2 separate regions of the Homo sapiens genome follow, and region 1 is linked to region 2. A link is an interaction called in ENCODE POLR2A ChIA-PET data of the cell type or tissue named here. Cell type or tissue: K562. All regions are shown on one strand. Links, peaks and the distances in the headings refer to the core of each region. The heading gives the core; the rest is flanking DNA.

What was found. ChIA-PET counts read pairs that join two places held together with the same protein. Peaks named below come from ENCODE experiments on the same cell type or tissue, not always from the same donor. Only the 100,000 strongest peaks of a DNase experiment are listed, where the experiment ranks them.
Region 1: POLR2A ChIA-PET joins it to region 2 with 6 read pairs; 1 of 35 experiments calls an interaction of 5 or more read pairs at or near these places.

What each region holds. Positions count from the first base shown.
Region 1 is chr1:206,952,731-206,958,053 of GRCh38, forward strand. It overlaps FCAMR (Fc alpha and mu receptor), which reads right to left. Exons shown (of 8, transcript NM_001170631.2): 8 at 5,237-5,323. Among named protein-coding and RNA genes, the nearest start is that of PIGR, 8.9 kb to the left of the region's middle. In K562, for the core only: no CTCF peak of the experiment used is centred there; a DNase peak (open chromatin) is centred at 2,971.
Region 2 is chr1:206,845,154-206,850,529 of GRCh38, forward strand. No RefSeq gene overlaps it. Among named protein-coding and RNA genes, the nearest start is that of IL20, 18 kb to the right of the region's middle. In K562, for the core only: a CTCF peak has its summit at 2,584; a DNase peak (open chromatin) is centred at 2,498.

The DNA.
Region 1 (5,323 bases), core at 324-5,323, 110 kb after region 2:
CCCAGCACTTCAGGAGGCCAAGTGAGGCGATCACTTGAGGCCAGGAGTTCGAGACCAGCCTGGCCAACATTGTGAAAAATACTCTACTAAAAATACAAAAGTTAACCGCGCATGCTGGCGTGCTCCTGTAATCCCAGCTACTCAGGTGGCTGAGGTAGGAGGACTGCTTGAACCCTGGAGGTGGAGGTTACAGTGAGCCAAGATTGTGCCACTGCACTCCAGCCTGGACGAGGGAGCGAGAGTCTGTCTCAAAAATAAATAAATAAAAAAAATATTTAAAAAAAAAAAAAGAAAGAAAAAGGCCCTGGAAATGGAAAGTCAGCCATGGTCCAAAAGCTCTCTCAATTCTTCTTTGGGTCTAGTCTCTACACTCCAAAGAGCTTTGATTCTCTGTTTCTGAGAGGCAGGGACATATGAGCAAACCTTTTTTGAGGTTACCCAACCATTGTCCTATGTGCTGTTACCTCCACACCCTGGCTAGGGAGAAGCGGAAGGAGGAAGATTTTTGGAGTAGACATCCAAAGTCAATAGGTGGAGTGTCAGGTGACTGGGCCCAGCCCCTCTCATAAGCCACTGGGGTCCTGCTGAAGACTTGCTGTTTCCTTGTTCCTGGTCTGAGCCTGGCTCTCGGCCCAAGGCTTGCCTGACAGGCAGCGATTGGAAAAATAGCCCCTGTAATCCCCTGCAGCCTGTGTTCATCTGAGCCTCAATGTTCCCATCTCTAGAATGGGAGTATGTTTCTTTTTGGTGATGTATATTGTAATTAATTTGTAGTTGTCTGTACTCCACTGGCAGAGGTAGGGAAGGAAAGTGCTGGCCCCATAAAATGTTTAGATTAGTTGCATTTGCTAATCAGTCTGATCTTCCCATGCCAGGCCCTAAAGAAGCCACAGTCTGAATTCTTTTTCTTGAACTCTTGTCTGAAATGAAACACAGTATCTTCAGACAAATTAGAGCATTCTGAAAACACCTTTGGACACAGTAGTCCTAGCTTTCTTCCTCTTCTCTAAAGTACTCAAGGTTAGGAAGCCAGAAGTTTGCCACTCAGGGAAAGAAGTAGCCTTTGTTTGACCCTCTATGCTCACAGCAGAACTGGTAGATCTGGATAGAGGTAGCAAGTAAGTGAGCAGTGGGAACAAGGCCAGAGGTGGCAGAGGCAGAACATAGAAGAGTTCAGATCCTACTCAGTAAATGTGTGTCTTTTTGTTGTTGTTGTTTGTAGAGATGAGGTCTCACTATGTTGCCCAGGCTGGTCTCAAGCGCCTGGCATCAAGTGATCCTCCTGCCTCACGCTCCCACAGTGCTGGGTTTACAGGCATGAGCCACGGTGCCTGGCTTCAATCAATGTCTTTGATGCAATGCATCCAGGAGGCAAACAGTGGTCTGCAGGCCAGGGGCATTGGCACTGGTGATCACCACATGCCTGTAGAGGTGCAGCATGGGGTTCTCTCCTAAGGCTGCCGCTTCTCTGCTGCCCACATGGGTTTCAGCTGGCCCCTTAGAGAGTAGGCAGTAGGATGACAGCTCATCATACTGCTGACAGTGAAGGGAGCAGGCTGGCCCGGGAAGGCCAGCACCTGTAAACCAAGCTGTGTCACTGTATGAAAAATGAAGAGCTTGGTGGTGCTGGACCCTGAATGCAGGGTTTGTTTCTTTCTGAGTAGAATCTCCATTCTCCATTCCACATTAGTCATGCTTTCAGCTCTGGGATATCTGTACCAGGTGAGCACAATCAAATAACCTGTGTCTACTTGGCTGCAGTGCGTTATGGGTCTCTCTGTGGAGGTATCTTCCCCTAGGGCCTGACTGAGGCTGTTATTAAACTGATTTTTTATGTCTCAGACCACAGTGGGCTATTGGAGGAGAGGAAGAAACCTCCAACGTATTAGCAGAGAGCTCTCAAAAGTTGGCTTAGAGTCATGCATTTGCCCCGAGTAAGCTGAGACAGATGGACATCCCCACAAATAAAGATCTGAGCTCCTTTTATACATATGTCAGCAAGGACCTCAGGGCTGGTGCCTGAATTTTTAGCTCTAGTTCCGGCTCTCTGAACTTTTTTTTTTAATGCCTCATTAGGCCAGGGTTGTAATAAACTAGTTAGGTGACTAAAGAGAACCAATTCCTGGAAATGATTATGAAACCTTCCATGCACGAGCCTAAGAAAAAGAGAGAGAGAAAGACAGAGAGAGGGAGAGAGAGAGAGAGAGAGAGAGAAAGAAAGAAAGAAGCAAACCTTTAGAGCTTTACACAGGAAGGGACCTGACCAGATACTCAGACTATACATCCAAGCAAGGGGGAAGGCAGGGGACACAAAGATCGAGAATGCAGCTGTGGAGGTGAGGTGCTTTGCATGAAGTCCCAGTGTGCCCTTTCCTGAGTAGTGTAACTTAACTTCTCTGGTCCTCAGATTTCCCATCTATGAAATGGGAATGATCACACCTACCTTACAGAAATGTTACCGTAACTGTGATACACAATGTGAAAACACCTAGGATAGTGCCTGCTGTGCAGAAACACGTTAACAAGCAGTAGCAGCGTTAGTAAGTAACAGTGTAAAGTGAACTGCAGAAATGCACCCGAACCTGAGAATCTGCTTGATCTTGTGAAAATCAATGGTCTCCCTGCATCCTCGATTAGATTCTAATCCTAAGTTAGAAATCCCCAGGGAGGCTTCCCTGATTCTGGCCTAGGGATAGATGTTTGCCTGCCCCTCATCTCAGTGGTATAGGCATCATGCTAGCCGGAGGTATAAGATGAAAAACAACAGCACTGACAATACCAAGTGGTGGAGGTGGCCTCCTCTGCCAGTTTGGCCTCTGGCCCTTTAAATCAACCCTCCTGACTACTCCATGGATCAGTTAGCCCATAAAGGAGAGCTGTGAACACTTGGGGCTTCCCCGCTTCTCTCCCTGAAAGTTCTTACTCAGATCTTATCTCTGCCCCCTCCAAACTCTTGGCCCTGGGACTCTAATCTGGCCCTGCCCTGGCCTTTTGAACTCTTACCAGCTCCACCTCTGGTGGAGCTTAACTTTCCCTATAACGGCCTCCCTGCTAGAAACGCTCCTGGCTCTAGCCACGTGGCCAACACTCTTGCTGGGCTGGTTGTCTCCTCCCTCCCCTTCTTCCCCCAAGATGGGGTAGTCAGACAGAACATTCTAGCTGCTGAATTCCACAATGAAAGTATTAGAGCCGTTTGGAGGAAGGAGAGGTCCTGGAGAAAGGTGGTCAGGGAAGCCCTTGAGGAAGAATAGGATCTGATCTCCAGATCCGAGTGGGAACAAAAGAGTCCTGTACAATTTCATGGCTTAGTCCAGGGACTGGCAGATTCTGGCTCAAGGGCCAAATCCAGCCTCCCTCCTGTTTTGGGAAATAAAGTTTTGTTGGAACACAGCTGCGGTCATTTGTTTCTCGATTGCCTGGCTGCTTTTGTGCTGCAACGGCAGAACTGAGTAGTTGCCATAGAGACTGTATGGCCTGCAAAGCCTAAAATGTTTACCATGTGGCCCTTTACTGAAGAGTTGGCCAACCCCGGGTTTAGTGCATCAGGCTTCCCCAAACAGTGATGTGAGGAACTCCAGCCCCTTGGGACTGCTTCAATCAAACACAATAATCCAACACATCTGGGAAACACACATTATGTCCCCATCCCGAGGTGTGAAAACCCAGGGTGTTTCACAATACACCTCCATATAGCAAAGGCTCCAAAAGATCCTGCATAGAAGAATGTTTGTGGTTTCCCAGCATTTCCAAAACTTCATTAATCTACCAAACCTCCTTTTCCTCAGAACACCTTTTCACATCCTGAGAATCTAGCATTAGAAACAGTCTGGGTGCTGGGCCCATCCCTGCCACAAATGAGAACCAATTCCTGGGAATGATCATGAAACCTTCCATGCACAAGCCTAAGAGAGAGAGAGAGAAAGAAGTGAGCCTTTAGAGCTTTACACAGGAAAGGACCTGACCAGATACCTAGATCATAAATCCAAGCAAGGGGCACGGCGATCCAGAACATAGCTGTGGAGGTGGGCTGCTCCGAGTGGCCTTTGCTGAAGTACACACCTTGCAGAGCCTGCTCCCTCATTGGTTGAATAGGATCCATGATGTCTGTCCTATCTCCGTTACAGGATTATTTGGGGCAGGTCATTGAGAAAGCGAACAGGAAAATAGTCTCGAGGGACGACTGTGGTATCCTTGATTTTTGACAGTGAGTTTTGCTTTGGTACAATGCTCAGCAATGGTGAAGTGAAAAAGGCCCTGAACCAAGGTCACGAGTTCTCTTTGCTAGTCCTCACAGTGCTATAACTAACTGGGTTAACTGGGTGACTTTAAACAAGCGCCCCCCACCTGTACCCTTAACCCTGTTGGGCCTCAAGTCCCTCTCTTCTAGAATGAGGATATTAGACTAATCTCTAAAGATCTGTTAGCTCTGAAATTCTGCGATTCCATGTGGTTAGATGTGTGCAATTTTCCTACTTATCCAAAACAACAGGTTTCTCTTATAAGCCATAAAACCGGCATCTCCTTGATTTTCTTTGTACAGTGTCTGTGTTCAGAACCAGATATAAGGGGGTATTACTGAAGGATTTCTGTGCTGCTGACAGCTTAGAAGGCAGGACTAAGCCTTCTGGAAATGTCTACCTGGCAATTCTCAACTCGATATTGGTGCCTATTTTTCCTTTCTGCCTCCACCGCTCAGGCTGTTCCATCCAACAATGGAGCCCAGACAGTTTGCCAGCGGATCTGGCAAAAGAAAATAGTGGATGTGATTCCTGGAAAGGCAGTGGGGCCTAGGGTGGAGCGAAAGTTCCCTGACAAGCATGAGGTGATGTAGTTACAGGGCAGAATCCACATAAAATTCCTCTCTTTTGTCTCCCACCTCACCCCCAAAAACCATTTTCCAGCTTCACCAACAGTCCTCCATATCGAGGATTTATAAGCAGCTGAACAAGAGGGCCTTTATGAAGAAAGCAAGAATCTACTGAAAATACCCTGCTCCTCCATGAATGTAGGAAAATCCCAGAAAATCTTGGCCGGGTCAAAAGGTCTACGGCACAATAAGCCTGGGTCCAAATGGGGCGGGATGATGTGAGGAATGGGTGTTTGCCCTTTTGATCTCAGCGGAGAAACCAGCTGCCTGTGGGGTCATCTAGGGGACTCCCAAAAGGAGGGGCAGAAGCCCAGGGGGACCCAGAGTTCTTGCAGAGGAAGGGTGCCTAGAGGCCACTGAGCCCCCAAGTCAATCAGACACAGGTATTTATTGGGGTCCTACTGAGTTGGAAGTTCTCTGGGGGCATCATGAGACAGATAAAATGCAATTACTGCC
Region 2 (5,376 bases), core at 250-5,249:
TTGTACAACAGAGATTCAAACTCCGGGTGTCCTACTCCAAAGCCTGAGCCCTCCATCATGATGGTTTGTGGCTTGTGCATCTTGCTCATGTGACAAGAAGCCCACAAGAGAAGGTGATTTACTGGCATAATGACCTGCACCTGTAGGAAATATTGTTATTATCAATGGTAGTAGAAGTACTAGTAGGAGAGGAGGAGGAGCAGGAGGAAGATAATTGAAGAAGAGCTCATCCTTTCTGAAATGGCTAGTATCTTGCTTAAAACTCTCCTAGGTCTCTTGTTTGCTTCCTTTCCCCGTCTACTTTTCCTTTCTCTTTTTTCAGACTTGAAGAATATGTCCCAATGCTTTTTGAGTTCGCAGTAGTTCTGGCATAGTGGGGTGTGTGTGTGTGTGTGTGCGTGTGTGTTTGTGTGTGTTTCTTCACAGAGCTGGTGCTTAAGAAATACATGCTAAGAAGCCAAGAGTAACATTATCTCCCAAACCATGCTGAGTCCTCTGTCAGCCCCTAGTAGGTACCCTTGAAAAATCTGGAGCTCACCTCCACTGCTAAGGTGCAAGGGGAGGGAATCCATGTCACGCACCAGGGCCATGACAGGTACTTTACACATAGGACCTCATTCAAGCCTCAGAGGAAGCCAAGGGGGTTGGAGTTCTTATCCTCACACGGTCAGTGAAGGCATCTCAGGCTCAGGGAGGTGGGGGAGCTTGCCCAAGTCCACAAAGCTTTGGGATGGCAGATCCAGAAAATGAATCCAGGCCCCATCTTCCTGGCTTTGGTGCCCTCTCCTTTTGCTGCTAGGGGAGTTCCTTTTATCCTGGACAAGACTGTATAACCTAGGGCCCAGGTTACTATGTTGAATGCCAGCAATGAAGATAACTAAACCCAGATGCACCAAAAGGGGCTTGGACTAACTAGCCACAAGCTTCTGAAGTTACACATGAAATTATGGACATACACAGAGCAAAGGAGCAGAGGCCAACTTCTGAGTATGTCACGCAATGTTCCCGGCCCAGCTGAGGCCTGGGCTCCTCCTGGGGATGCTCTATCCTCCTTCCATCTTCCAGAGCAAATTGTTAATAGCCACACATGTTCATACTGCTGAAACTTCATACTGCTGAAAAAGGCACTGAAGAGGTAGGAAAAACAGTCTTGAATCGCTGATGCCACCCTGTCCCCAATCCCCCATCAGTGGCAGTGTGGTGCAGAGAGCAGTTTTGTGTTCTGGGGAGAGGGAGAGCGCAGCAATTGTGAGGCATTGAAATCAGTACTGTCCTTGTTACAGGAGAAAGCAAAACTGGAACACATTCACCTGATGGCCACCCATGGAGGGAGATTTAAACCAGCCCTACCCAGAGGGGAGTCACTGACCCCAACAGTCAGAACTTGAGTTTCTGCAAGCCTTACCACTGTGGGCTAAAGTGCTCTGGGGTTCCAAATAAACTTGAAATTCAGTCTAGGCCAGAAGGACTGCAACTCCTAGGCAAGTACTAGTGTTGAACTGGGCCCAGAGCCAGCAGACTAGGGTGTGAATGCACACAATATACTGAGACATCAACCAAGGCAGCTAAAGTGGTACCAGCATTACCCCTCCTCTAACCCCAGGCTGCACAGCTCATAGTTCAAAATAATGAGACTCCTTCCTTCCACTTCAGGAGTGGAGACAAAAGAGTAGGGAGGACTTTGTCTTGTATCTTGGATACCAGCTCAACCACAGAAGGATAGGGCACTGGTCAGTCATGAGGCCCCCTTTCCAGGCCCTAGCTCCCACTTGACATTTCTAGGCACGCCCTGGGCCAGAAGGGAACCAGTTGCCTAGAAGGGAAGCACCCAGTTTTGGCAGGATACATCACTGGCTAACTGAAGAGCCCTTGGGCCCTGAATAACCAGCAATGATATCCAGGTACTATGTCGACGGCCTTGGGTGAGACTCTGAGACTTGCTGGCTTCACATGAGACTCAGCACATTCCTAACTATGGTAGCTATGGGGTGAGACTTCTTCTGCTTGGGAAAAGTGGAGGGAAACGTAAAGGGGACTTTGTTTTGCACCTTAGGTACCAGCTTGGACACAATGGGGTACAGAACCAACTGGGCTCCTGGGGTCCCTGATTCTAGGACTTGGCTCTTGGATGGCATTTCTGAACCTGCCCTGGGGAACAGTGGAGCCCACAGCCATGAAGGGTGAGTCCCAGGCCTAGAAGCATTCACCACAAGCTGACTGAAGAGCCCTTGGGAACACTGGCAGTAGTGTGGCAGTACTCTCTGTGGGCCTGAAGTGGCGGTAGCCATCCGATGAGGCTCTCCTGCCTTTGGAAAGCGGTAGAAAGAGTGGGAAAGTCTACATCTTGTGATTTGAGTGCCAGCTCAGGTGCAGTACAATAAAGAACAGAACACAGGGTAGACTCCTGAGGTTTTTTACTCTAGTCTCTGACTCCTAGATAGCACCTCTGGGGGCCTGGGGGAACTTGTCACCCTGATAAGAAGACTCTAGTCTCTGACTCCCAGATAGCACCTCTGGGGGCCTGGGGGAACTTGTCACCCTGATAAGAATGACACAGGCCTGGCTGGCTTTGCTACCTGCTGATTGTAGGGCCCCAGGGCCTTGAGCAAACACAGGCAGTAGCTAGGCAATGGTTACAGAAGGCCTTGGGTGAGACCCAGTGCTGTGGTGGCTTCAGGTCTGACCCAGCACAGTCCTTGGTGGCCACAGGGGTGCTTGTGTCACTCCACCCTGAGCTCCAGGTGTCTCAAAACAGAGAGATAGACTGTTTGGGAGAAAGTAAGGGAAGAAAACAGGAATCTTTGCCTGGTAATCCAGAGAATTCTTCTGGATCTTGTCCAAGATTGTCAAGGTGGTACCTCTACAAGTCTGCAAGAATCACAGTGTTACTGGGCTTGGGGTGCCCCCTAAAGCAGATTGAGCTTAGATCACAACACTCAAGTCCTTTTGAACATCTGGAAAGCCTTCCTAAGAAGGACAGGTACAAACAAGCCCAGACTGTGAAGATTACAATACCTACCTCTTACAATTAATAGCTAAATGCCTAGACACAGAGAAACATCTACAAGCATCAAGATAATCTAGGAAAATATTACCTCACCTAGTGAAATAAATAAGGCACCAGGGACCAACCAATCCTGGAGAAACAGAGATATGTGACCTTTCAGGGAGAGAATTCAAAATAGCTGCGTTGAGAAAACCCAAAGAAATTCAAGATCACACAGAGAAGGAATTCAGAATTCTATCAGATAAATTTAACAGAGAGATTGAAATAATGAGAAAAATAAAGCAGAAATTCTGGAGCTGAAAAATGCAATTGGCATACTGAAGAATACGTCAGAGTTTGTTTTTCGTTTTTGGTTTTTTTTTTTTTTTTTTGACAGAGTCTCACTCTGTTGCCCAGGCTGGAGTGCAGTGGGCGATCTCGGCTCACTGCAAGCTCCGCCTCCCAGGTTCACGCCATTCTCCCACCTCAGCCTCCCCAGTAGCTGGGACTACAGGCACCTGCCACTGCTTCCGGCTAATTTTGTTTTTGTATTTTTAGTAGAGACGGGGTCTCACCATGTTAGCCAGGATGGTCTCAATCTCCTGACCTCGTGATCTGCCCGCCTCGGCCTCCCAAAGTGCTGGGATTACAGGCATGAGCCGCTGCGCCCGGCCACATCAGAGTTTTTTAATAGCAGAATTCAGCAAGCAGAAGACAGGCTATTTGAAAATATACAGCAAGAGGAGACAAAAGAAAAAGTAATAAAAAACAATGAAGCACGCCTACAGGATCTAGAAAATAACTTCAAAAGGGCAAATCTAAGAGTTATTGGCCTTAAAGAGGAAGTACAGGGGTAGGGGTAGAAAATTTATTGAAAGGAATAATAACAGAGAACTTCTCAAGCCCAGAGAAAGATATTAATATTGAAGTACAAGAAGTTTATAGAACACCAAGCAAATTTAACTCAAAGGAGACTACGTCAAGGCATTTAATAATCAAACTCCCAAAAGTCAAAGATAAAGAAAGGATCCTAAAAGCAGGAAGAAAAAAGAAACAACATACACCGTAGCTTCAATACATCTGGCAGCAGACTTTTCAGTGGAAACCTTGTAGGCCAAGAGAGAGTGGCATCATGACCTATTTAAAGTGCTGAAGTAAAAAACTTTTACTGTAGAATATCAGATCTAGTGAAAATAGCCTTCAAACATGAAAAAGAAATAAGGACTTTCCAAGACAAACAAAAGCTGAGGGATTTCATCAACACCAGACCTGTCCTGCAAGAGACGTTAAAGGGAGTGCTTTAATCAGAAAGAAAAGGATGTTAATAAGCAGTAAGGAATCATTTGAAAGTAAAAAACTCACTGGTAATAGTAAGTGCACAGAAAAATACAGAATATTATAACACTGTAACTGTGGTATGTAAACTACTTTTATCTTAAGTAGAAAGACTAAACAATGAAAAATTATGAAAAATAGTAACTTCCACTTGAGGAGTGGAACAAGTTTTCGAGACACAGACAGTACAATAAGATATAAATAGTAACAACAAAAAGTTAAAAAGTGTGGGAACAAAGTTAAGGCATAGAGTCTTTATTAGTTTTTTTTTTTTTGCTTGCTTTTTGTTTCCTTGTTTATGCAAACAGTGTTAAGTTGTTATCAAGTTAAATTAACGGACTATAAAATAGTATTTGCAAGCCTCATGGTAACCTCAAACCAAAAAACATACAATGGATACACACAGGCACAAAAATGAAAAGCAAGAAACTAAATTCTATCACCAGAGAAAATCGCTTTCACTAAAAGGAAGACAGGAAGGAAAGACAGAAGAAAGGGAAGATCACAAACCAGCCAGAAAACAAATCACAAAATGGCAGGAGTAAGTCCTTACTTATCAATAATAACATTGAATGTAAATGGACTAAATGCTCCAATCAAAAGACATAGAGTGACTGAATGGATTTTTTAAAAAAGACCCAACGATCTACTACCTACAAGAAACATATTTCATCTATTAAGACACACAGAGTGAAAATAAAGGGATGGACAAACATATTCCACGCAAATGGAAACCAAAAAAGAGCAGGAGTGGCTACAGTTAAATCAGACAAAATAGATTTCAAGACAAAAGCTGTAAGAAGAGACAAAGAAGGTCACTACATAATGAAAATGGGTCAATTCAGCAAGAGGATATAACAATTATAAATACATATGAACTTGATACTGGAGCACCCAGATATATAAAGCAAATATTAGAACAAAAGAGAGATAGACCCTGATACAATAAAAGCTGGAGACTTCAACAGCCCACTTTCAGCACTGAAAAGATCTTCCAGACAGAAAATCCACAAAGAAACTTAATCTGCACTATAGACCAAAAGAACCTAATAGAT